Linked DNA regions of Homo sapiens: regions 2 and 3 are each linked to region 1. A link is a loop called in an ENCODE intact Hi-C map of the cell type or tissue named here. Cell type or tissue: ascending aorta. All regions are shown on one strand.

What was found. Peaks named below come from ENCODE experiments on the same cell type or tissue, not always from the same donor. Only the 100,000 strongest peaks of a DNase experiment are listed, where the experiment ranks them.
Region 2: it touches region 1 in a loop (1.8-fold over the local background); 5 of 110 quality-filtered maps call a loop at or near these places.
Region 3: a loop joins it to region 1, with 2.4 times the contacts of the local background. A loop is called at or near these places in 2 of 110 quality-filtered maps.

Annotation. Positions count from the first base shown.
Region 1 is chr9:120,933,690-120,941,689 of GRCh38, reverse strand. No RefSeq gene overlaps it. Among named protein-coding and RNA genes, the nearest start is that of TRAF1, 11 kb to the right of the region's middle. In ascending aorta, a CTCF peak has its summit at 4,977 (motif pointing right); DNase peaks (open chromatin) are centred at 4,346, 4,999, 6,099 and 7,259; H3K4me3 peaks cover 836 bases; H3K27ac peaks cover 7,209 bases.
Region 2 is chr9:120,730,189-120,738,188 of GRCh38, reverse strand. No RefSeq gene overlaps it. Among named protein-coding and RNA genes, the nearest start is that of MEGF9, 20 kb to the right of the region's middle. In ascending aorta, no CTCF peak of the experiment used is centred here; DNase peaks (open chromatin) are centred at 2,619, 4,828, 6,842, 7,398 and 1 weaker place; H3K27ac peaks cover 6,126 bases.
Region 3 is chr9:121,283,500-121,291,499 of GRCh38, reverse strand. All of the region lies in intron 2 of GSN (gelsolin), which reads right to left. It overlaps GSN-AS1 (GSN antisense RNA 1), which reads left to right and starts at 5,970. Exons shown (of 1, transcript NR_103560.1): 1 at 5,970-8,000. RefSeq lists a silencer at 3,795-4,089 and enhancers at 4,229-5,428, 6,243-6,743. In ascending aorta, a CTCF peak has its summit at 3,928; DNase peaks (open chromatin) are centred at 1,949, 4,309, 4,995, 5,399 and 4 weaker places; H3K4me3 peaks cover 4,536 bases; H3K27ac peaks cover 8,000 bases.

The DNA.
Region 1 (8,000 bases):
GAGATTTTCTTGACAAGAAGGAACAACCACATGAAGGTCCAGGCTGGTGCGTGTAAAGACCCAGGGGTCCAGGGAACAGCGAGAAGGCTGACGTGGCTGGATCGAAGAAAGCAAGTGATGGACAATGAGGTCAGAGAAGTGAGAGGGGCCAGATCACTGGGATTTTGTAAGAACTGGTGAGATGTTTGGATTCTATGCAGTTGAGAGTATTAAGCAAAAGGGCATGAGACCAGGTTGTAGATGAGAACAGAGTCAGGGGAGACCAGTGAGGAGCTGGTGCCATTGTCATGTGACAGGTAACAGTAGCTTCAACTAGAAAGGAAGAAATGGAGATGAAGAGACAGGGATGAATTCAGGATAGTTTTGGAAGTGGTGCTGAGAGGATTTGCTGAAGGAATCAGGGTGGGGTAATGAATGCAGAGGAGTCAAGGATTACTCACGGATTCCTGGCTTGCACTGCTGCAGATGCCATTTACACAGCTGGAGAAGACAGGAGAAGGTACACATTTAGGAAAACAAGGAAAGAAGATGTTATGGGTTGAACACTACGTCACTCAAAAAGATATGTTGAAATTCAAATCTACAGTACCTCAGAGTAGGACCTGATTTGGAAATAAGTTTGTTGCATGTGTAATTAGCTAAGGTAAGATGAAGTCACACTGGAATAGGGTGGCTCTTAATCTAAAATGACAGGTGTCCTTATGAGAAGAGGGAAATGTAGACACAGGGATACGCAGAGAAAACCTCACGTGAAGATGCAGACACTGGGAGAGGACGGTCGCATGCAGACAGAGGTAGAAATTGGAGTAATGCATGTACAAACCAAGGAAGGCAAAGAACCACTGCTGTCACCTGAAGCCAGGAGAGAGGCACGGGACGGGTCCGCCCTCAGAGCCGGCCAGAAGAAACCAACCCTGCCGAAACTGCTTTCAGACTTCTAACCTCCAGCCCCGTGTGAGAATACATCTCTGTTGTTTCAAGCCACCCAGTTTGTGGCACTTTGTTACCCAGTGCTCACAAGCAAATACAGAAGAGAAGAAGGATTTCTGTCAGGGCTTTGTTATGTTTAAGAAGCCTTTTAGACATTCTTGTGGAGATATCAAGTAGGAATTAGCCTAGAATTACTATGAATCTAGAATTATGGTATATAAAGCAATACCACTGTAATTTATTGAAGTACTTTGTGTGATATAAAAAACCTGACATATAAATTAATAGTTCGAAAGGGGGAAATTGTAATTATTACTCATAATTACATGTAAATGACAGAATGCATATTCCATGAAATATTATGCAGCCTCTAAAAAGAATCATTTTAAAGACTAGGTAGGAGCATGAAAAATGCTTATGATCATCACAAAGGCAGTGATTGCCACTTTGTAATAACTGCCTACGAATGGGAAGCAGATGTCAAACTTTATGGATTCAAATCATAGCTTCAGCTCTTCTGAGTGCCCTGAGATACACAGCATGTCAGTATCCTGTGCATTATGTGTGTTCCCTGTATTTGCAGCACCAGGGTAAATGAACACAAGGCTGAATTGCAAAGTGCTGAGATGATAAAGTAAAGAAGTAATCGGAGTAGACATAGAATTAAGCAAGGATAACTTCCTGGAAGCACATGGCCTGGGACAGGAAGCTTATCATGGGCCAGACATAGTGCCAGCATCAAGGGTACACTCAGGACAAGCCCCTGTAAGTCCTTCTCTGGAAACACATCTGTGCTGGAGCTCCTGCCACCCACAGCCTTCTCATTGATTTCTTATCATGGCCTTCTATCCCACTGTGAGCTCCTGGCGGACAGGGGCTGTATCTTGTTCTTCTCTGTATCCTAAGCACAAGACCTGACACTTGGTAGGTATAAATTAATGACAATTAATAGAACATCAGAACCATAATTTTACTGTCTTTGTTTACAAGAACTTGCAACAAAGGCACGTTAATACTGAGTCCCTCAACCTGTGAACATGAGAATACCGAGCAATTAAGGGTTTAAAGCCTGAAGCACAGCTGATCTTTCAGGTAATGGTTAAGTGCCTTTATCTGAGGTAAGCCCAAGCTTTTAGTTGCTTTGGAAGATGTGATAGAGGCAAACAACACCAATTAGAAAAATATAATGGAAGGAGAGATCCCATTTTACAAAAGCAAATATAATTGCTAAATTAAGTAAGTAGGACTCCCTGTGCATACTCATAAGTCAACTTTGTTTTGCCTTCCAGCTCCCTATAAAGATTTATTCAAAGGGAAGGGAGAGATATCCTTTCTCTATCCTTTAAGGAAAACTCAAGCATCTTATGACTGTTGTGATCACTCTTAGGAACTAAAAAGTCCTATGATCACTTCAGTCACCAAACAACTCTATTCATAAATTTGATGTTCAGTCCCATACAAAAGCAAAATTCTCAACTTGATTTAAAATACAATCTTCTCTCCCAAACAGGGCTTGCTGCAGGTTTGGGACCCCTATAGCTGGGAATAGTGTCACGGGCAGCTGCTTCTTTCCCTGGAGTTTCCTTCTCAGCTTACTAAGGCTGTTTAGTGTGGCTGCTTCTTTCTTTAAGATTGTAATAAATTTAAAATGCGTAACATAAGATTTACCATCTTAACTACTCCCAAGTGCACAGTTCAGTAGTGTTGAGTATATTCACATTGCTGTGCAAGCTGTGACTTCTGACCTCTCCAGCACTAGAGGGATTGGTAGGGAGGAAAGGTAGAAGAAAGGGGAGCAGAAGAGCTTACTTGACCAGTACTGCCATAAGATGGCTTTCAAGGGCTTTAAAGCAGACTCGGACTCTTTCATGGGCATGTCCATGGGCTTTTTAGACACTCCCCCAATCTCTCTCTCTCTTTTTATTTTTGAGAAGAAGTCTTGCTCTGTCACCCAGGCTAGAGTGCAATGGCATGATCTTGGCTCACTGCAACCTTCACCTCCCAGGTTCAAGTGATTCTTATGCCTCAGCATCCTGAGTAGCTGGGATTACAGGCGTGCACCACCATGCCAGGATAATTTTTGTATTTTTAGTAGAGATGGGGTTTCACCATGTTGGCCAGGCTGATCTTGAACTCCTGACCTCAAGTGATCCACCCGTTTTGGCCTCCCAAAGTGCTGGGATTACAAGTGTGAGCCACTGTGCTGGGCCACTCCCCCAGTCTCTAAAGACCTTTCACCATTCCACGTTCATTGCACCACACTGTATCCCATCGTTCACTCCTTCTGCCGCCGTAGGAATCCAGCAATGTGTTCAGTTTGTCACCCTCCCCCACTGGACAAAACTAAGAGGCCTTTCACATCAGCTTCCTTGTGCATGGCCTGCTTCTAGTCCATGGGAACAGCGTTCTTTGCCCACACCAACTTTAGGAATTGAGGCTGATCTGAGCAGAGCCACCTCTCCTTTGTCTTGTTTGTCTAAAATGGTGCCCATATCTCATTGTTAAGATTTCTTGGGTGGCTGGTATATGCTATCATGAGACAAAGCTCACCATGTTTCCCCTTCTCAAACTACCATTGACATTATTATGTGCATGCATACACACACACACACACACACACACACACACACACACACACTCATACCCATATAGGAGAATCCAAGATGAATCCAACACTGTTTCTTAAGGGATTCAGTCTATTAGGGGAACTACAACATGTGCCCATGAGACAAGTACAAGGCAGGTTCATTTCTGCTGCATGCAGTGGAGAAGGCTCCATGGAGAAGATGGCCTCTAAGCTGGGTCTGGAAGAATGACTAAGGTTTGGATACACTGAAATGAAGTTATTTCTGAGAGGAGAAGTAATGTAAGCAAACACCCAGCAGTGGGACTCAAGGGAGGTGCAGACAGAGACCCTTAAGCAGTTTGCTTATATGAGACAAGTGGAAGATAAGGCCAAGCCAGACCAAAAACAAACAAGATAAAGGGTTTGGATGTTTTCCTGCAGGAACTGAGACATTTTGAAAGTTTCTGGACAGCGCTGCAGGATGGAGGATGGATTAGGGAGGGTAGTGACTAACTCTTGGTGAAATGTAGGGTCCCATTAAGAAGAAAAACAAAACAAAAACCTTTCAGGACCTGCTTTCTTTCCCAGAAAAAACCCTGCCCTTTGGAGCCTCTCATGCGTTTGGTTGATAAAGGCATTTGATCCTGTTTTTTACTGTTAAGGGGCCTTGGCACAGCTGCCAGTCCCAGGAGCCTATTCCCAGCTCTGAGTCCTGGTGGGGCTGCTTGACCCATTCCCCTGTGTCCCCTAAAGACTGTGTCCCCCAAAGATTGCTCTCTGGTAGTGTACAAGGAGAAAGGCTTGCCTTTCTGGGCAGCCAGGCCAAGGAACCCTGGCCTCTGATGAGTCCAGCCACAAAGGCTCCACCCTGGGCCCCACTGAACTCAGACCTGCAGCCAAATGGAAAAAATCCAGGAGGCTACGAAGCCAAGAAAAAGAAGATTTGGATTCAAATCCTAGCTCTTCCCCTTCCCTTTCTGACCTTGAGAGACCTCACTGAGCCTCTATGTCTTAATCTGTAAAATGGAAACAAAAGCAACTACCCTACAGGTTTATTTGCCAAGATGAAATGACAGAGATTCATAAGTATACCTTGCACATAGCAGCCATTCAATAAATATTCCTCGCACCTCTTCCCCCAAAATCTCTCTGTGTCTCCATTTCCTCACTTATTAAATGTGATGGAGACCCAAGAATAAAGTTGAATGAGGTGATTTTCCCAAACCTCTGTCATCTGCCCCACACAGAGGCCCTTGGGAGAGCAGAGGGCCTTCATCTGAGCTCTTGAAGCTATTTATTCTTTTATTTTCAAAAACGTAAAAAAAAATCACAAAAGATCCCTTGCTAGTAATAACACTGGCACACACTTGCAATGGGCCAGTATCCTCTAACCTCTCCTCACTACCACCATCTGACTTAGGTTCCCATCTGTAAAGCAGCCTGGGGCAGGTCCCATCTGCAACTGCCCACAAGGTTGGGAGGACAGTGCCCGGCAGAGGGCGCTCCGAGTGTAACCTCCTAGCCAAGGCCCTGGGGGAAGGCAACAGGCCAAGGAAAATTCTGGTGGAAAAAATGAAGAAAGGATTCCAGGTTTATGAGTCTCAGACTTTGAAAAACAAAACTGCTGAGTTGTCTCCTGAGTTAGGAAAAAGAACACCACAGCCGCCTCGAGATTTCCAGGAAACTATTTCTGAAGGCTTTGGGCAAGGCTGGCAGGGGGCTGGCAGGGGAAACTTGGGCTGCCCCAGCTTAGGGTCCAATGCCCTGGCGGGTGGGAGATGGAGGTGGGTGGTGTGCATGTGGGAACGTCAGTGTGCATGTGTTCTTCAGCATGGTGGGGCTATGTGGGTTTACATGTGCCCTGTCTGTACACGTTTGTATGAGCCTGTGGGTACAATCCCACCAGTACGTATTGAGCACCTTCTGTGCTCTGCTGGGCATAGTGCCAGGTGATGGGATGCACCAGCAAATGAAACACAGTCTCTAAATTCATAAAGCTTAGTTTAGAGAAGGATGCAAAGTAACTGGCAATTTTAATTCAGAGTGCAGGCATCTGGGTGGTGGTTTGTGCAGCGGTTCAGAACACTGGCTTTGTGGTCAGGCAGCCTAGATTTTGACATGATCTTAGAGATCTTTCTGACATTCAGTCTCCTTAGGTGGAAAGTGCAAATATTAAAACCACATCCCGGGAGATACTATGTGTGTGTCAATGTCCAATGAAGGTCTCTATTATGTGTGTGCAGGGTCCACATCTGGATGAACAATGTGAACAGCCCGGGTGAGTTACATGTGGGCACGTTCACACATCTGCTTTTGTTGTGTTTATGGAGTGCCAGGCTCTACCAGAGGTCACAAATAGTGGCCCACAGACACAGTTCATAGGGATGCTCATTTGGTTTGGGTTTATTTTTTGGCTTATAGGGTGTTCTAAAAATCAAGTCGTTTCACATAAAAATCCAGATTTCCAACTTCTTTTGAAATCTTGGGTAAGCCAGCCATCCTGCGAGCATGTGCGTGTGTATGCCTGCCTGCCACAGTCTCTGCTTCCTGATAGATACGTCCTTCCCAGGGGCACCCTCCCCCTTGGCCAGTGTCCAGGGCTGTCCTTGGAGGGGTTCCAAGACTGCTCAGGAGAGCTGGTGTGTAGACATGTTCCCTGTGAAAGGAGAAGCAGGACTGAGCAGGAGCTGGTGCCAGGGCCCCAGGGCTCCCCAAGCAGTTCCAGTTTCAGCAATCACAGGGGCCAGAGAGAGCCATGGGCCCTACCCACAGCTCTCTGGCTGTGCAGCTGGGCACTGGTTACAGAAGATAGTAACCAAGGATGGCAGTAGACAGAATGGCTTTTCTTATCTATTTGATTTTGCATTTTAAAATGTTACAAGTGCACATCTGAAATGATTAAGACAATGATCTCCAGAAAGTGTTGCTAGATATATATGCTAGAATTATTTTTAAAATTTACAAAAAGATTGTAGGCTCATGCCTATAATCCCAGCACTTTGGGAGGCCAAAGCAGGAGGATCACTAAAGCCCAGGAGTTTGAGACCAGCCTGGGTAACATAGTGAGACCCTGTTTCTAAAAAAAAAAAAAAATTTGTTTTTAATTAGCCAGGCGTGGTGGTGCATGCCTGTAGTCCCAGTTGCTTGGGAGGGTGTGGTGGGAGGATCACTTGAGCCCAGGAGGTGGAGGCTACAGTGAGCCATGATCACAACACTGGATAAAGGAGTGAGACTCTATCTCAAACAAAAAAAAATTGCAAAAAGGCTAATGGTAGAAGCTAAACACATATTTGTTAAATACATCTGGGTAACCCACAGGTGTGAAAGGTAGGGTTAATATTTCCTAGTATCCCAGAATCCTCTTATGAAGGCAAAGAAGTCCCTCTTAATATATCATTACTGGGCCCCCACTGTGTACAAGATGCAGGCTAGGCACAAAGGAGCCTACAGAGATGTCTGTGCCCTGCTTCTTGGCCCTCAGGAAACTCAGTCTTGTGGAGACATATCCAAGGAGAAACGAATGCAGGAATAAAAGGACAGAGTTATTACTAAGATGTCTTGAGACAATAGGGCATCAGAATACAGAGGAAGAGGCTTCTGGACCTTGGACTGACTGTGCAAGTTCATTTCTCTCTCTGGGCCCCCATTTCCCCTTTTGTAAGACAAGGAGTTCAGAAGAGATGAGCAAACATCAACTCCACTTTCACAACCCTCCCGACCCCCAGCTTGTGCATTCTTTGAGAGAGTGAGAGCTGCACCCTGGTTCTTAGCCTCTTGCTCCTGCTACATATTCTTGCTCCCAAGCCTTGGCTTGTGCTGGGAATTTGCCTGGCTTGAGCTCTGAAAGAAATCCATCAGAGGAGGTTTTTCACATAGCTTCCCTTAAAAAAAAAAAACGCACAAAATGTTTGGAGTCCAAAAAGACCATGCCTCTAGTGGAAGCTTCCAGCACCCGTTATAGGGGTTCCTGGTACCACCCCAAGTACAGGTGGGGAGAACAGCCCCTCAACAGATGGGAGAATGTGCCTCTTCCCCAGGACCAGGGCTTGAATGATTAAAGTTTAAAGAATTAAATGGTTCATGCTGAAGGATTCCCCTGAAGTCATTCTCCCACTTTGCAGGTAAGAAAAATAAGGTTCAAGGATGGGAGGAACTTTCCGCCACAGTCCTCCAACATCAAAGCAAATCTTCTGATTTCTGAGTAACAGCTTTCCCCACTCCTTGATTTTTCTCTCTCAGGCTGAGTCCTCAAGATAGAGTGAGATGGGAACCTTCATACTGTATCCTTCCTCAGCCAGATGTTAACAGCTGTTGAGTTCGAACACTGCGTTATTCTTGTGCTGTACTAGCCAGTGGCCAGGGAACCCAAGCCTCCCAAAGGTGAGTGTGAAGAAAGAGCAATAATTCCGTAGCCCGGAAAAAGGCCCTGGGGCAGCATGTCCACCTTTAGGAGTGTCTTTGTTTCCAGAGTCCATGAAAGAAGGAATTGTCACACAGCAAAACC
Region 2 (8,000 bases), 200 kb after region 1:
ACTTGGGTCCACAATTCTCGTCACCATTATACAGCCTAGCTATGACCCACTCCCTGGGGACCTAGGGAGTCAGGACCTTCAAAATCTAGGGAAGGCAACAGTGACTTCAGCTTCCCCTCGTCACGTGGGAGGGGAGCCTTCCTTTCTCCTGAGCGGGCCCTCTCCTAGAACCCACAGTAGTTGTAGGGTGGCAGTGATCCCCAGCCTGCTCCTTAGTGAGGAAGCCTGGATTCTGTTCCTCCTTGTGACATGGCAGAGACAGGAATTTCAAGGCCAGAGGGCATGGATGTGCTTCCCAGCCCTACTTCTTACTATCGCGAGAACCAGTGTGGGCAAGGGATGCCATTTTGCATTTTGTCATGGTTTTTCCTCCACTTAAGATCACCATTTGCAATTCACTTGTTGCTATATTGCCTTCATAGTTATCATTTTAGTAATTGTACATTATTTAATTGAACAATAGAATTTACTTAAAGAGCTCCTTGTTGTGGACTCTTTAAGTAGTTCCCAATTTTGTGTTACTACAAAAATTGCTGCAATTAGTATATTTTGCAATACAACTTTTTGCTTCTGTTGGATAATTCCCTCAGGAAATGGGGTAAGTTTTGACTATCTCTTAGACTAGAAGGATGTTGTGGTAACAATATCTTTCTTTGCTTAGCAAACAATGAAGAAGACCAGAACTATCCTTCAGTAAGAAGTGCTTAACTAAACTATGCTACCTCTAATTAATGGAATACAAGGCAACTACTTAAAGAAATTAGGATTACTTTATAATAGCCAAAAATGGAAGCAATTTAGATGCTCATCAGCTAATAGATAAATAAAATATGGTATTATATCCATACAGTGGAATATTACTCAGCCATAAAAAGGAATGAGGTACATACTACAACATGGATGAATCTTGAAAACATTACGCTACATAAAATAAATTAGACACAGAAGGCCACATATAATATGATTCCATTTGTATGAAATGTGTAGAATAGGCAAATCCATAGAGATGGAAAATAAGATAAGCAGTCCTTGGGGGCAGGGGAAGGGGGCAATGGGGCATGATTACTAACAGATACAGGGTTTCTTTTTGGGATGATGAAATTGTCCTGAATTAGGTAATAGTGATGATTGCAAGAAAGACCTCATGAATATGCTAAAAACCACTGACTTGTACACTTTAAAAGGGTGAGCTTTAATACTGTAATAATACTGTAAAATTCTCAATTTTTAAAAAAGAGAAGGGTTGGGCACAGTAGCTCACGCCTGTAATCCCAGCACTTTGGGAGGCCAAGGCAGGCAGATCACCTGAGGTCAGTAGTTCGAGACCAGCCCGGCCAACATGGGGAAACCCCGTCTCTACTAAAAATACAAAAATTAGCTGGGCATGGTGGCAGGTGCCGGTAATCCCAGCTACTCCGGAGGCTGAGGCTGAAGAACCGCTTGAACCTGGGAGGCGAAAGTTGCAGTGAGCTGAGATTGTGCCATTGGGCTCCAGCCTGGGTGACAAGAGCAAAACTCCGTCTCCAAAAAAAAAAAAAGAGAGAAAGATCTAAATGTATTCACATGTTGTATTATTCATTGAAAAAAGCAAAGTACAGAATAACATCTATCCTATGCCATTTTTGTGAAAGTCTTTTTTTGATATTTCATGGTCGAGATTGTGGGGCTTCTTCCAGAATATGTCAGTCTTGCCTTCACTCTGCCATAAGTTCAGGCAAGAAAGCAGCTCCTTTCTCTAAAGAATAGATAGCACCTGCCATGCACCAGGTACTGTGATAATGTATAACAATTTCTGTGTAATGTATAATTATTCCCATTTTTCAGATGGCAAAACTGAAAGATAAGAGAGATGAGTGACTTGCCAAGTTTACACAGCAAGGACAGGAATGAAAACTCAAGCCTGTCTAACTCCAGAGAAGGAAGAGCGTGGGCTCTTGGAATCTGATTCTCAGCTTTGTTTGTTCCCTGTGGATTGTCAGGCCATGGGCCTGGAGGCTGCTCCATTTCAGGAAGCGTAGCTAACAAGAATGCTGGTTTATGAATTTACACGGAGAGGTTGTTCATGGTCCTTTATTTGAGAATAGTAGTAAGTGGACGTCAGAGAGTCATCTTGCCCCAGGGGTACGCCCCTGTATTTTGATGGGAATATTTCAGTAGCTCCTAACTGGTCCACTCATGTTGCCTGGATGTTCCATGCTCCTTCACAAAGCTGTCCTTGCTAAGTTGCTAACTAGAAAACCCTTCCTGCCTACCAGCTAGTCAACAAACTCCTACTTCCCCATCAAAACCCAGCTAATATGTCCCTTCTGTTTTCTTTTCAACAACACCATTTATAGATCCTCCAACTGAGCCTTTTTAATAACACTAGTAATGTTATCATTTATTGAGCTCCCATTATCTGCTAGGCAATTTTAAGTATTGATATACTTGTACCTTTTAATGTTCATGGTAATTATGCAATACAAGTATAACTATTTACATTTCTTCCAGATGAGGAAACAACCTCGAGATGTTAGGAAATTTGCCCAAAGTCTCACAACCAGGACATGAAGAAACAGAACTTTCTGACTCCAAAGTTCATACTCTCCCCCTTACACCACATCCCCTTTTCCTTGCACCATTCACTTTGAATTGCAAATACTGCTTGTCACTTGTCACCATCTTCACCCTTGCCCCACAAGCCCTGGCAGGCAGGTGGTGGCTCTGATTTCAGGACTGCCACCCCATTGTCCAGTACAAGGCCTGCTCTCAAGTGGCCAATCCTAAAAGTTGCATAGCAGTGAATTGTTTCATTTACAGGAACACACCTTGGAAAATAAAAGCAATGTGTTCATTCTTTCCCTGCAGATGGGATAGGCCCACTCTCTCCCCCGAAGAGGTGATAAGGGGGCAGGTCTTGTCTCCTTGAGGACTTGCAGATGTTTCCTGAGGCCCTGAGAGCATTTCTGCTTCTGACCTGCCTTGGCTGCCACTGCCAGTTAATGTGAGCTGCTGGGAAAGCCAGCTTCATGGCTCTGCTGCGTGTGGATGCCAACCACTGACTCCAGCCAGCTCTCCTGGAAACTGCCCTGAAATATTAAGGCTAGTAGGGGCCCACCAAGGATGGAGGCTGCATCACCAGCTTGCTGGATTCTCACTGAAGCCCAGCAGGATTTTCATTGCAGAAACTAAGCTTGTTAAGACCTCAAGCTTGGCAGTCAGCTCTAGCTTTGAAAATCTCCTCTACCACTTACTAAATCTGTGGTCTCTGGGCAAGTTTCTCAGCCTTTCTTAGCCTCAGTTCCTTCATCCATAACAGGAAGTAATTGCCTTCTTTTCTAGGTTGTTGATAAAAAGAGATAATGCACATAAAACCCTTCCCATTGAGCCCAGCACAGTGCCTGCATACAACAACTGCACCAAAAGTGATGATAATAATGATCATTGTTATGCAACTATCCATGGCAAATTTTTTCTTGTTTGCAGCTAAGAATCTTGATATGGCTAATATTATTAGTTGGGGGAGCAGAATAGTTTCTTTGGAAGGACAAGTCATTTGGGCTAGATGAGTAGTTTTCCCTAGTCCAGGACCAGTCCTGCCTGAGAAAGTGATCTCCCACCTTTGGGTGTAAACATATGCTGTTCTAGATCCCAATTCCTGGAGTAACCCTGGGAAGGCAGAGGCCTGGTCAAAACAAGACCCGTACTTTCCTGAATGCCAGGAAGCAATTACTTCTGTATCCCAACCACCTAACTCTAGACAGAGCAATTAGCAATTATTAAAATAATTTATTATTTTTTGAAGAAAGTGAATGATAATTTTATAGTGAACAATGTTTAAAAGTTAGAAAGTATTTTCTTAGGGATTATGATACTTACATTACTTAAGCACACAAATACCCACAAAAAAGAACATGGACTTTATTTAAATTTTACATAACTATTTCTTGAACTCTTCCAGTTTTCATCAACAGGGCTGCAGGGAGAAACTGATTGATTTGTGCAGTTTGGGTTTCCAATATTTTCCCTGGACATTCTTTCATATATACTTTTCTATATTTTGACGAATTTCATTTTGTCATTTTTAAGCTTATCATAGTATTCTTTCAAATGGGGGCCAAAGTTTGCTCATCCACCTGTCATTTGGGACCTGGGTAGGCCCCACTTTATGTAATCATGCATAATACTAGCAACCTTTATTTAAAAAAAGATTTATTTATTTACTTATTTTTTGAGACAGTCTCACTCTGTTGCCCAGGCTGGAGTGCAATGGCATCATCTTGGCTCACTACAACCTCTGCCTCCTGGGTTCAAGCAATTTTCCTGCCTCAGCCTTCCGAGTAGGTGGGATTACAGGTGTCCGCCACCACACGTGGCTAAATTTTGTATTTTTAGCAGAGACAGGGTTTTGCCATGTTGGCCAGGCTGGTCTCAAACTCCTGACCTCAGGTGATCTACCCACCTCAGCCTCCCAAAGTGCAGGGATTACAGGCGTGAGCTACCGCTCCTGGCCTGAAACAAGATTTAAAAACAATTTTGGAAATACATCCTTAGGACGAATCACTTAGATGTGGACTTGGGAGCCAAAGGATAGGAATAGATTTTTCTGCTTTTGTTACTAAAGGTTGGATTATCCTGAAGATAGAGAAAACCAGCTCACAGAGATCCTCCATGCACTCACTTCTGGTCTGAAATAGGAAAGAAATACAGAAGCAATGCCAATGAGATGACAAGGCACTCTTTGCAGAGCCAGGCAGCATTTGCTGGAAGGGGCTGGACTTTTCTTTTCCATGGGAACGTTCTCAGCTGATATCCCAGTCCTCTGGCTGTCAGTTTATTCAGGGCTACTCCACCCCCGCCTCAACTGCCTTTGCAGGAATTGCACAGTGGTAGTTGACACAGAGCCGGACGCACTCTAGAACCTCCCATGAATTCCAGAGAGTCAAATGCCTGTGGTGGGCAGGAATAAATGTTCTACTTGAACAAGGTGACATGGCCTGGGAGAGGGAGAACCACACCGACCAGGCAGGGCCCCGCCATCAACCTGCTGATGCAACAGGTACCCCCTCCCCACCTGGATGGCAGATTTCTTAATTTACACAACTATAGATGCATTTATTTGGCTTAGGAATTTGATTCCTTTTTTTTTTTTATACAGTTTCACTCTGTCACCCAGGCTGGAGTGCAGTGGCGCCATCTTGGCTCACTGCAACCTCCGCCTCCTGGGTTCAAGCAATTCTAGTGCCTCAACCTCCTGAGTAGCTGGGACTACAGGTGCGCACCACCATGCCCAGCTAATCTTTGTATTTTTAGTAGAGAAAGGGTTTTACCGTATTGGCTAGGTTGGTCTTGACCTCCTGACCTCAAGTGATCTACTGGCCTCGACCTCCCAAAGTGTTGGGATTACAGGCGGGAGCCACTGCACCCAGCCAGGACTTTGACTCTTGATAAAATACAGGACTCCTGGGAGAGGGTACAGTACCATTTATATCCCAGAGTGAACTATTTTACCAAAGCTGACTCTGAGAACAGGCCTGGTTGGGGAAGGAGGTGAAGAGACCCCATGAAGATCCTGAAAGCAAGGCCGGGTGCGGTGGCTCACGCCTGTAATCCCAGCACTTTGGGTGGCCAAGGTAGGCAGATCACTTGAGGTCAGGAGTTCAAGACCAGCCTGGCCAACATGGTGAAACCCCATCTCTACTAAAAATACAAAAATTAGCCAGGTGTGGTGGCACAAGACTGTAGTCCCAGCTACTCAAGAGGCTGAGGCAGGAGGATCACTTGAACCCAGGAGGCGAAGGCTGCAGTGATCCGAGATCACACCACTGCGTACTCTAGCCTGGGACGCCATGAGAGTTTTTATTAAAAAAGGAAAGAAGAGAGAGAAGAGAAGAGAAGATCAGTTCCTGAAAGCAAGAAAAGGAGGCCCGTGAAGGAGGTGAAGCTCATGGTCTAGCCTTCTATAGTTCACAAAAACTCTTAAGATGTAGGCTTCCTTCTCTAGTTGCCTCTGCCCCAGGGGGCTCCTTGAGAAGAACACTGTGCTTTGGGGGAGCAGCAGACAAGCCCCCCTGAGGTCATCTGGCTTAGAAACAAACCTGGGATGGGTGTTTCCTGTTGGATTGGAGAACTGACTGAGCTGCAGTTACAGTGGAGTTGCCCCAGTGGGCATCTGGCCTTCACAGTTAGCACCATGATGATGCTGTGATTTCTGCTTTGCTGTGGCTCTGTTTCTCTGGAAGCGGAATCATCACCATGATTTAACCTTTAGCCCAGCTCAGCGCACTAGACTGTGGCTCAGACCAAAACTTCCTTTCAGATTTTCTCTCTCTCATTTGCTATATTCTACCCATTCCAGCTTTTTTCTCCCTCTCAAACACATACGAAGCTTGTGTCTGTCTATGAGACTTTGCATTTACCATTCTGTCTCCCTGGTCTTCCCCAGCCTGCCTCCTCGTTCTCATTCAGGCCTCAGCTCAATGTGTACCTTCTCCCAGATGGCTTCCTTGACCATGCTTGTGAAAGTGACATGCCACCCCGGAGTCATTTTCTATCCCATTATTAGTCTGTGTTTTCTTCTTAGCACTGTCATTTTCTGAAATTATCTGATTTATTTAGGTACCCATATACTCTCTGGCTCCCTAACCAGAACATAAACTCCATGAGAACAGCAACAGAGCCTTTCTGTTCTCTGCTAAGAGCTGAGAATAGTGCTGGCACATACAGGGGATCCATCCAAGGATCACAGGCAGAGCCGTCCTTGCTTTTCCTCATTTGGCTTTAGAGTTTTTCTCCTAAGTGGTATACAGATATTGGCTTGGCAGGGAACAGAGCCAGGCAGCCAGTCCTGCATGCAGACCAGGGTTCCCGCCTAATTTAGCAGCTTCACAAGGGGTGTGGCCTGGGCTCCAGGGATCTGAGCTGGACCCAGTAGACAGAAGTTCACAGAGATGGGCTTTAGTGTAATAGCAAAAGGACTTGAGAACAGAGCTGACAGGAGACAGAATGGGAACGCCGATGCTTAACTGCACCAGTTCCATGCCCATCCATCCCCCTGTGGTCCACTCGCCACCCTCTGCTTCTGTGCAGCCTGCCCACACACCTGCAAGCTCACTGAGCTCATTGGTCACTGGAACTGCTTCCCAGCACAGAGGGTGGGGATTCGGCATCACTGGGGGAACTAAATTGGATGGTCTCTGTGGGCCATTTCATCTCCTATTTCAGGGGCTTGGCTGAGAGCAGTTTATTTCTAATCCTGAGGACTGCAGGGCCTCCAGGGAGGAGAGGGTGACAGACTGGGTTAAGCTGTTAATGGTGCTCTGGGGTTAAAGCTCAATGACCCACAGTGCCAGTGCACTGATTAGTGACCACATCCGCCCACCTGCTGTTTGCTTAGCAGGGAGAGCTGCTCTTCTGAATCAGGAATGCAGCACCAAGAAGAAATATGCATTCCAGGCCTGGTTCTGCTGCCAAGTTATCATGTGAGCTTGAATGAGTCCTTTCCTGCTCTGAGCCTTGGTGTGTCTTCCTGGAAGAATGTTTGGATTAGACCTAGATGCTTTTTTTTTTTTTTTTTTTAGATGGAGTTTCGCTCTTGTTGCCCAGGCTGGAGTGCAATGGCACGATCTTGGCTCACTGCAACCTCTGCCTCCTGGGTTCAAGCGATTCTGCTGCCTCAGCCTTCCAAGTAGCTGGGATTACAGGCATGTGCCACCACGCCCAGCTAATTTTGTATTTTTAGTAGAGATGGGGTTTCTCCATGTTGGTCAGGCTGGTCTCGAACTCCTGACCTCAGGTGATCTGCCCGCCTTGGCCTCCCAATGTGCTGGGATTACAGGCGTGAGCCACCATGCGTGGCCTGACCTAGGTGCTTTTTAAGGCCATCTCTTCTAACTCTAACGTTCTAGGATTAACTGGTGAACCTCACACATGAAAAAAGTTCCATCCATGGCAAGAGCTCATGCCCAGGCTCCAATTCTTCAGCAGATCCTCTTTCTTAGCTGACAGCCTGGAATGGAACC
Region 3 (8,000 bases), 350 kb before region 1:
TTGCGGTGAGCCGAGATCGCGCCACTGCACTCCAGCCTGGGTGACAGAGCAAGACTCCAACTCAAAAAAAAAAAAAAAAAAAAGTCCAGTGGGGAGACATATCAGAGAATAGTTGTCCCTCCCTATCCACGCGGGATCAGTTGGTTCCAGGACCTCCCTCAGATACCAAAATCTGCAGATGCTGTACACCAATATATAAAATGGCATAGTACAGTATTTGCATACAACCTACATATATTCTCCCATGTATTAAACTTTAAATCTCTCTAGATTACTTATAAAACCTAATACAATGTAAATGCTATTTACATAGTTGTTATACTGTAGTTGTTACATAAAAATGTAAATGTAAATTTCTATGTAACAATAAACTATGTAAATAGTTGTTACACTGCACTGTTTTTAAAATTTGTATTATTTTTACTTTTTTTAATTTTTATTTTTTTTTAATATTTCTGATCTGTGGTTGGTTGAATCCACGAATGAGGATATGGAGGGTGCAAGGTAGCAGATACGTGGAATGAACAAGTGTAGAGAGCTTGTGCCTGTAATCCCAGCACTTTGGGAGGCTGAGGAGGGAGGATCACTTGAGCCCCAGAGTTCAAGACCAACCTGGACAATGTCGTGAGACCCTGTCTCTCTCTATATTAAAAATAACAAAAATAAAAATTTAAAAATAAAAAAGAGCACTAATGTGCAACATGAGGACTATAGGGAATAAGTTGTACTGTATTTTGGGATTCATGCTAAATGAGCAGATTTTATTAGTGCAGTGCAAAAGTATTGCAGTTTTCGTCATTGAAAGTAATGGCAAAAATTGCAATTACTTTTGTGCCAGCTGAGATGATGAATATGTTCATTTGCTGCACTATAGTAACCTTTTTACTATCTAAATGTATTCATAACATCGCGTTATATACCTTAAGTATATACAATAACTTGTATTTTTTAAAAGAGAAAAACTCCACATAGCATGATTAGAGATTCTTCACAATTTATCTAAAACTTTTGACTACAATAGAACCATCAGAGATTCAAAGATATTTTTATTGCTACTCATCCTTTTAACTCTAATAGGTTTTATTTAAAATACTTTCCCCTCCTTTAACCCAAACAGAGGTATAGTACTGGAATGCTTTTCTTCCTTCCCCAGCTTAGAGGATAATCATAGCCAGCCGGAAGATTTAAACAAGATCCAGCACCTAAAATACAGTCCCTGGCACGAAGCTGGGCTCCCGTGTGGGTGCTGCCTTCTGTCCCCGGGTGTGCTTTAGGCCTCACCTCCATCCAGGCACCTGCCCAATCACCAGCACTATCCTTCAAGTGCCTGTCCATGTGGGAGTTTCTAGAACCCTCTGGGATACCCTTGGAGGCAGGACCCAACCACGGTCATCCCACCAAGACAGTACATAAAGGCTGAGACCAGAGCAGAGACCAAGCTCATCTCCTCTCCACTTTATACCCACTTCTCACCCCCACACTCCAGCCACTGTCCTGGTTTGGTGTCCCCATCTTTTCCCTGGGATCATAACATCAGCTCCCTCACTCCCTTAAACTCTCTCTGCACTGGGCCTGTCACTCATACAGATTGCATCATCCCTTCTGCAGACCTCGGTGCAGACAGAAAGAAGTCAGGACTCCTGAGTTCGGTCCTCTGTGATATGGGGCCCACAAGCCCTTGCAGTCTCATTGCCCACTAACCCCCCAACAACATCCCCTGTGCCATCACCTCTATACAACCTCACCTGCCTGCCTCCGGGAGACCAAGGTCTAGCCTTGGCTCTGCCTCCCTGTGTGACCTTAGGCAAGTTCTTTGCCTCTCTGGGCCTGTCTCCTCACCGGGCTACTGGGGCTTTATGCAAATGAGACAAGATGAGGTAGTGAGTGCCAGGTGCCAAGAGGCTCAAGAAATGTTAGCCTGCAATCCACGGCCTCCTCTTCCGCACATCCAACCCCTCCTACAGCAGCTGTTAGCAATCTACTTCCTCAACCTTAACAGCAGCAGGTTCTCTCTCTCCTAAGCTCTGGAATGCAGACGTGCTCACAGCCAGCACCAGCAGGCAGGGAGGGGAGCGGAGGGAGGACAGCTTAGAGGAAAATTACCCGGCTTTCACCCCAGCCAACACTGGTGCTCACAGCTATCTCAGAGAGAGGGGATCTGGGGGCCTGGCAAACCCTTCCTGAGCCGTGGGCTTGGCCCCAAGCTTTGACCCTTGTCTGAGCTGATGGGATGGCGGGGGGTTACTCTGGCCACCACTCCGCTGGGCCCCTCCCACTCTTTGGCATCCAAAGAGACAGGGAGGAGGAGGGAGAAAAAAAGAAAAAAAAGAAAAAAAAAACAGACTGCCTTTGTGAGGAGGAGGAACTTGGTTCCTGCTGTTGCTTGCTGGGGCCCCAGGCACCAACATAATGGAGGATCCCTGATGACAAAGGGTCCCACTGTGGCCAAGAGCCTGCCCAGTTGCCATAGCTCAAGTCTCAAATCCTAAGTACCATGTCTCTGCATCATAGAGTTTGTCATGCCCAGTGTCACATACCCTGTGACTGTGCCACGTAGCAGGCCCTGCGTTCCTCTTGCTTTGTCCTGTGTGTCTCCCTTTAGCGGCATCCCATGCCTCTTACCCCTGGGTCATGCTTCATGCACCATGTGATGTCTGTTTTGTGACAGACTCTATACCATGTACTATCTCTTGAATGCCGTGTCCATGATACCAGGTCCCACCCCTTAGAAGTATGTGCCATAAACCTTGTCCTGGATCTATGAATTGTGTTGTCCCTTGCTTGGTGATTCACATCAGGAAGGGGACAGGATGATGTTTAGGGAGGACAGGCTCTCAGATGGACTCCCAGCCCTATCAACTATCATCTATGTGAGCCTGTAAAAGTGACTTCCCGTCTCAGTGCCCGTTTCTTCAGTTATAAAATGAAACTGATACTCACATTCACCGAGGATTAAAGTAGGTAATGCATGTAAGATGCTTAATCTAAGAAGCTGGCACAGAGTGAGTGCTTTAAAATGTTTGCTAGGCCTGTGCCAACCGTACCTGGGCATCTGTGTTATGTCCTGTGCCCTGCGTACCAGCCTCCCACGTGCCCAGCTCCTCGGGTGCGTCAGACACTGTGCACATTAGTGAAATTCAAACAACCCCCTACAAGGAGGGTAGGATTATTCCCTCTCATACAGAGGAGTAATGGAAGGGCAATAATTTGCATGAGGTCACAGGGCCAGCTGGAATGAACACAGCTCTGGATCTTCGGAGAGACAGAAAGCAGGCCAGGTGAGGTGGCTCATGCCTATAATCCCAGCACTTTGGAAGGCTGAGGCGGGAGGAATCCATTGAGTTCAGGAGTTCAAGATCAGCCTGGGCATCACCACAAGTCCCCATCTCTACAAAAAATACAAAAATTAGCCAGGCATGATGGTGTGTGCCTGTGGTCCCACCTACTCGGGAGGCTGAGGTGGGAGGATCGCTTGAGCCCAGGAAGTTGAGGCTGCAGTGAGCAGAGATCACGCCACTGCACTCCAGCCTGGGTGACAAAAAATACAACAATAAAACAACAAAGAGACAGAAAGCAGATGCGTGGTCAGCTATGGGGTGTGCATAGAGATGGACGTAAGCAAGCATGAGGGATCCTTTTGGGGATGATGAAAATCTTCTCAACTGGATTGTGATGATGGTTGCATAACTCTGTAAATGTACTAAACATTATTGAATTGAGTGAATTATGTGTATGTAAATTATATGTAAATTTACTCCAATAAATCATGTAAATTATATTTCAATAAAGCTGTTTTTAAAAAAAAAAGAAAAAAAAAGCCCACACGCTTCCTGTGTACTATTCTGCCAAAGCATTCTGCAAGAGAAGGGCGCTCCCTGTGGGTCAGTGAAGTTCAATCAGAGGCCGAGCTGCTCTGAGGCCCAGCTGGGAGCCAGTTTGAGCCGAGCAGTTCCCTAACACCTCTGTGGACCAGGTGTGCAGCAGGATCACCCAAGGAGCTCAGGAAACAATAGATTCCCAGGCCCCACCCCTAGCCTCTGAGTCTGTAGGTCTAGGGTGGGGCCCGGGAACCTCTGATTCTGAGGCTCAGCCAGGACTGGGCCCACATCTTCCTTTCACATTTGGGGAAACTGAGGCTAGGCAGGAGAGGGGCCTGGTCAGACCTAGTTGATCAAACAGTGGGAGAGCCAGGGCTAGAATTAGAGCCCTTTCCTCTTCTCGTCTCTCCATTCCCTCCGCCTCCCTCCCACTCCTCCCCCTGTCCTCAGCCTCCCGGTGACTCAGGGCTGAGTCACCCAGAGGCCCCACAGAGGAAACTTCTTAGGAAAAACAATCGCCAAACAAAGCTTTCCCTGATCTGGGGAAGAGAATAGGCCCAGGGGGCCAAGAGAGGGAGGGGAGGGAGAACACAGGGTGGAGTCGGAGGCTCCAAGACTTGGAGTCTCAGCCACTCCCTTGTGTGGGGCCCTAGATAGGGACGTCCCCGGAATGAACGTCCCCATCTGCAAATAACACCTCCTATGCTCATAGAAGCCCATTGTGATGATAAGTACTTTATAAGCATTGTCTTGTTGAATCCTCCCCAAAACCCATGGCTGGCATTGTCTCCTTTTATAGACGGAGGAACAAAAGCTCAGAGAGGTTCAGCCCAAGGTTACACCATTAGGAATTCAGGGCTGTCTGACTCTGAAGTCCGAAGTCTGACTCTCACTTCTACACACCTTTAAAAAATACCTACTGTACACAGTGGCATGAAGATCAGCTCTCATCAGACAGGTAAGGAGAATGATGGCCACAGTGGCTGTTCAATCACAAATTGTCTCCTTTCTTTCTCTGACTTCCCGGCCCAGAGGGCACACAAACAGGAACACCAATAGTCATTCAAGCAGTTGTGGGCCCTGGGAGCACAAAGGAGGGAGCACCCATGGCCCAACAGAGCCACGGAGGAGGGGCATTGGGGCAGAGCCTTGGAGGATAAATGGAGTTTCCCTTTTGGGAAGGTGGGAACAACAGACGCAAAGGCTTGGGGGTGTGGCCTGCACAAGGAAGCGTAAACAGTTTGGAGAAGCATGGCTGGGGTTGAGACAGTGGATACCTCGGGGAGAAGGGGTCTGACTGCTACGGAGTCCTGGCCTGACCGGACACACTGAGGATTTTTAAGCAGGGAGAGAATAGAATTGGAACTGGTTTCATCTCTGCAGGGGGCCTGGCTGGTGTTGAACTAGGAGTCAGGAGCGGGACTTTCCCTCGGGTCTCCCTGGCGTCCCTCCTCTGAGCTGGCTTCGGGGACCACCCCAGATCCCGTGCTACTCACCCATGGGTCAGAATTGCCCCTGAGGGCTTCTTCCTCGGCCATCGCGAGGCTGGGGGGAGCTATGTGGGCCTCTCCTGACACAGGCCAACCTAATCATCTCAGCCTATAAATAGGACTCAGGATTAGTCTGGAAATAGCTGTGCCAAGCCAACTCCGCAGGCATCACAGGCACACACAGTTCCGGAAATGGTTCTTCTCCTCAACACAATTAAAACCCAACACTTCCTCAGGAAACTATTGTTCACACTCCACTTTGCTTCCTTAAGCACAAGGCCGTCAATTTTGGGGGGAAGAACCTGCCTGCCTACTGCTGATTAGTGGGGGTATGCTTTGTGGAGAGGAGGCCCTTTTCCTGCTTCTCCCTCTCTGAGGACCTGAAGGAGTCACTACCATTCTCTGGGCCCCAGTTTCCCCAAAGGTAAATTAGGGAGGTGGGACATGATGCCATTTTTAACTTACCAGGATTTCAAAAATTAGAATTGTAATAAACATGTGAGCAGGGAGAAATGAACAGGTTCAGGGCCTGCCACTGAGGAGCTGAGTGGCCTTGGATGAGCCACTGTTCCTCTCTGGGCCCCAGATTCCTCAGCTGTAAAATAAAGGTGCTGGGGGATGATGTCCAAGATTAATAATTTTTTTTTAATTTCATTTTTTTGTTTAGTATTTTTGAGAACCCAGCCACCTGGCCATGCTGTACCAGCCTTGTGCTGAGTGCTGGGGATAAAGGAACAAATAAAACCCAGTCCAGGCTTCTGTGTGCCCAGCCCTGTGCCGGGTCCCAGTGGGTAACAGCATGTCCAATCCCCTCAGTGTCCCACTAGAGGCTTCCTTTGGGGCTGCTGGGGACATCTTGTTTCTAGTTGAGAATTCAGATTTATGTCCAAAGACAAGAACTCCCTGAGGGGCAGATTACAACATGGACTGGGCCATTACAATCAACAAGGACACAAAGCTAACACAGCCATCGTTATACACCAGACATGTGCTAAGGACTTGATTTCCCCATTGTTTAATCATCACCAACTCCATTATCACCCCCATTTCACAGATGTGGAAACTGAGGCTGAGAAGAGTAAGGGACTTGTCCAAGGGCACAGAGCAAGTCAGGGCTACGGTGATGTTTCAGGCCCAGACCTGTTTGCCTCTGGAGCCCAGGGTTTAACACACCCCAGTGCTGCTGTGAAAGGGCTCTGGACAGCTCAGGCTGGCCGGCCAATTCGGGGATAACCGAACAGAGGTATGGAACAGAAAGGGGCGTTGAGGATGTTGCTGTGTGTGTGCGGTGGGGGGAGTGACAAGGCTTCAGCAATGGTACTCATTCTCTCCAACCAGCTCCCAGTGCTGCTGTCCTCTGATCCACCCTCCGCTCTGCCTGCCATGGACTAATTGTTCTGAAATCCCATGGATCAAGTCACTCCTCAGCTGAGGACCTGTCCATGGCTCCCTGGTACCCAGAGGATAGAAACCCAGCATTCAAAACCTCTCTAACCAGCTCCCCACCTCAACCCTCACACTCCTGCTCACTAGCCCCCAGGCGCAGTGGGCTCTTCCAGCGGCCAAGCCTGTGCCTACGGTGCCTTCTTGCCTGGAATGCCCAACTCCCCCTTCTCAGCCTTCTTTGACTCTCAAGTAAGGAAAAGCACTCTTTGTCTCCCTGAGCCCCTTGGCACTTATCACAGAGCACTCTGGGCGTTAACTTCCACTGTCTCCGTCTTGGATTAGAGTGGATCTCAGAGGGCCCGGTGGTGTCTGCTTCACCTCCCTCTCCACTGCAGCAGCTTAGCAAGGACTGGCCGGGTAAACTAAAAAATGCAAAGAGCTGAGAGAATCCTGGGAAAGTGCACATTTCCCAGGACTGCCCAATGACAAGCCCCGTACCAAGGCACAGCATCAGGATACCCTGATGTGGAAGAACCAAAAATTGCACCCTCATGGCTTATCAGGATGGTCCTTGTGTCTGTCCCTTTCAAGGGTTCTGATAATGAAATCTGGGCAAGTCACCCTCCTGCTTTAAAACTTCCAATGGTTCCCAGAGGTCTAGCATAAAATCCAAACTCAAGGGCCCACATAACCTAGGTGCTGCCTGGCCCCCAGGCCCTCCTCTTGCCACGCCCCCCTCCCTGGCCAGCCTCCCTCACTTCTTTCAGTTCCTCAAGGACTCCCCCTCACTAAAGCCTTACCCAGGTCGCCTCTCTGCCTAGGGGGCTCCTCCATTCCCTGCTCACTCAGCCACCTCCCTCTCCCTCTTCAGGTCTCACTTTTTAGGGGAGGCTTCCCTGATCTGTCCAGATAAGACCTCACCACTCCCACCCAATCCCAAACGCTCCCATAACCTGATCGTTTCCTTCACAGCAAGAATTAATCTTCAGTGTAAATAATGATCTACTGAAGACCTATGAGGAATGGGAAAGTCTTGTTTTTTGCTGATTCTTCAACACCCAGCTCAGAGCCTAAATATCTCTCAAATGAATGAATATATGAATGAATGAATGAATGAATGAATGAATGAATGAACCTATATACATAAATCAAGACAAGAAGGTGGGCAGAATCCTAGGGAACACTGAGGCAGGAAAAGCAGGGCCCTGGGCCAGGCGTCATGGCTCACACCTGTAATCCCAGCACTTTGGGAGGCCAAGGCAGGCAGATCACTTGAGGTCAGGACTTTGAGACCAGCCTGGCCAAC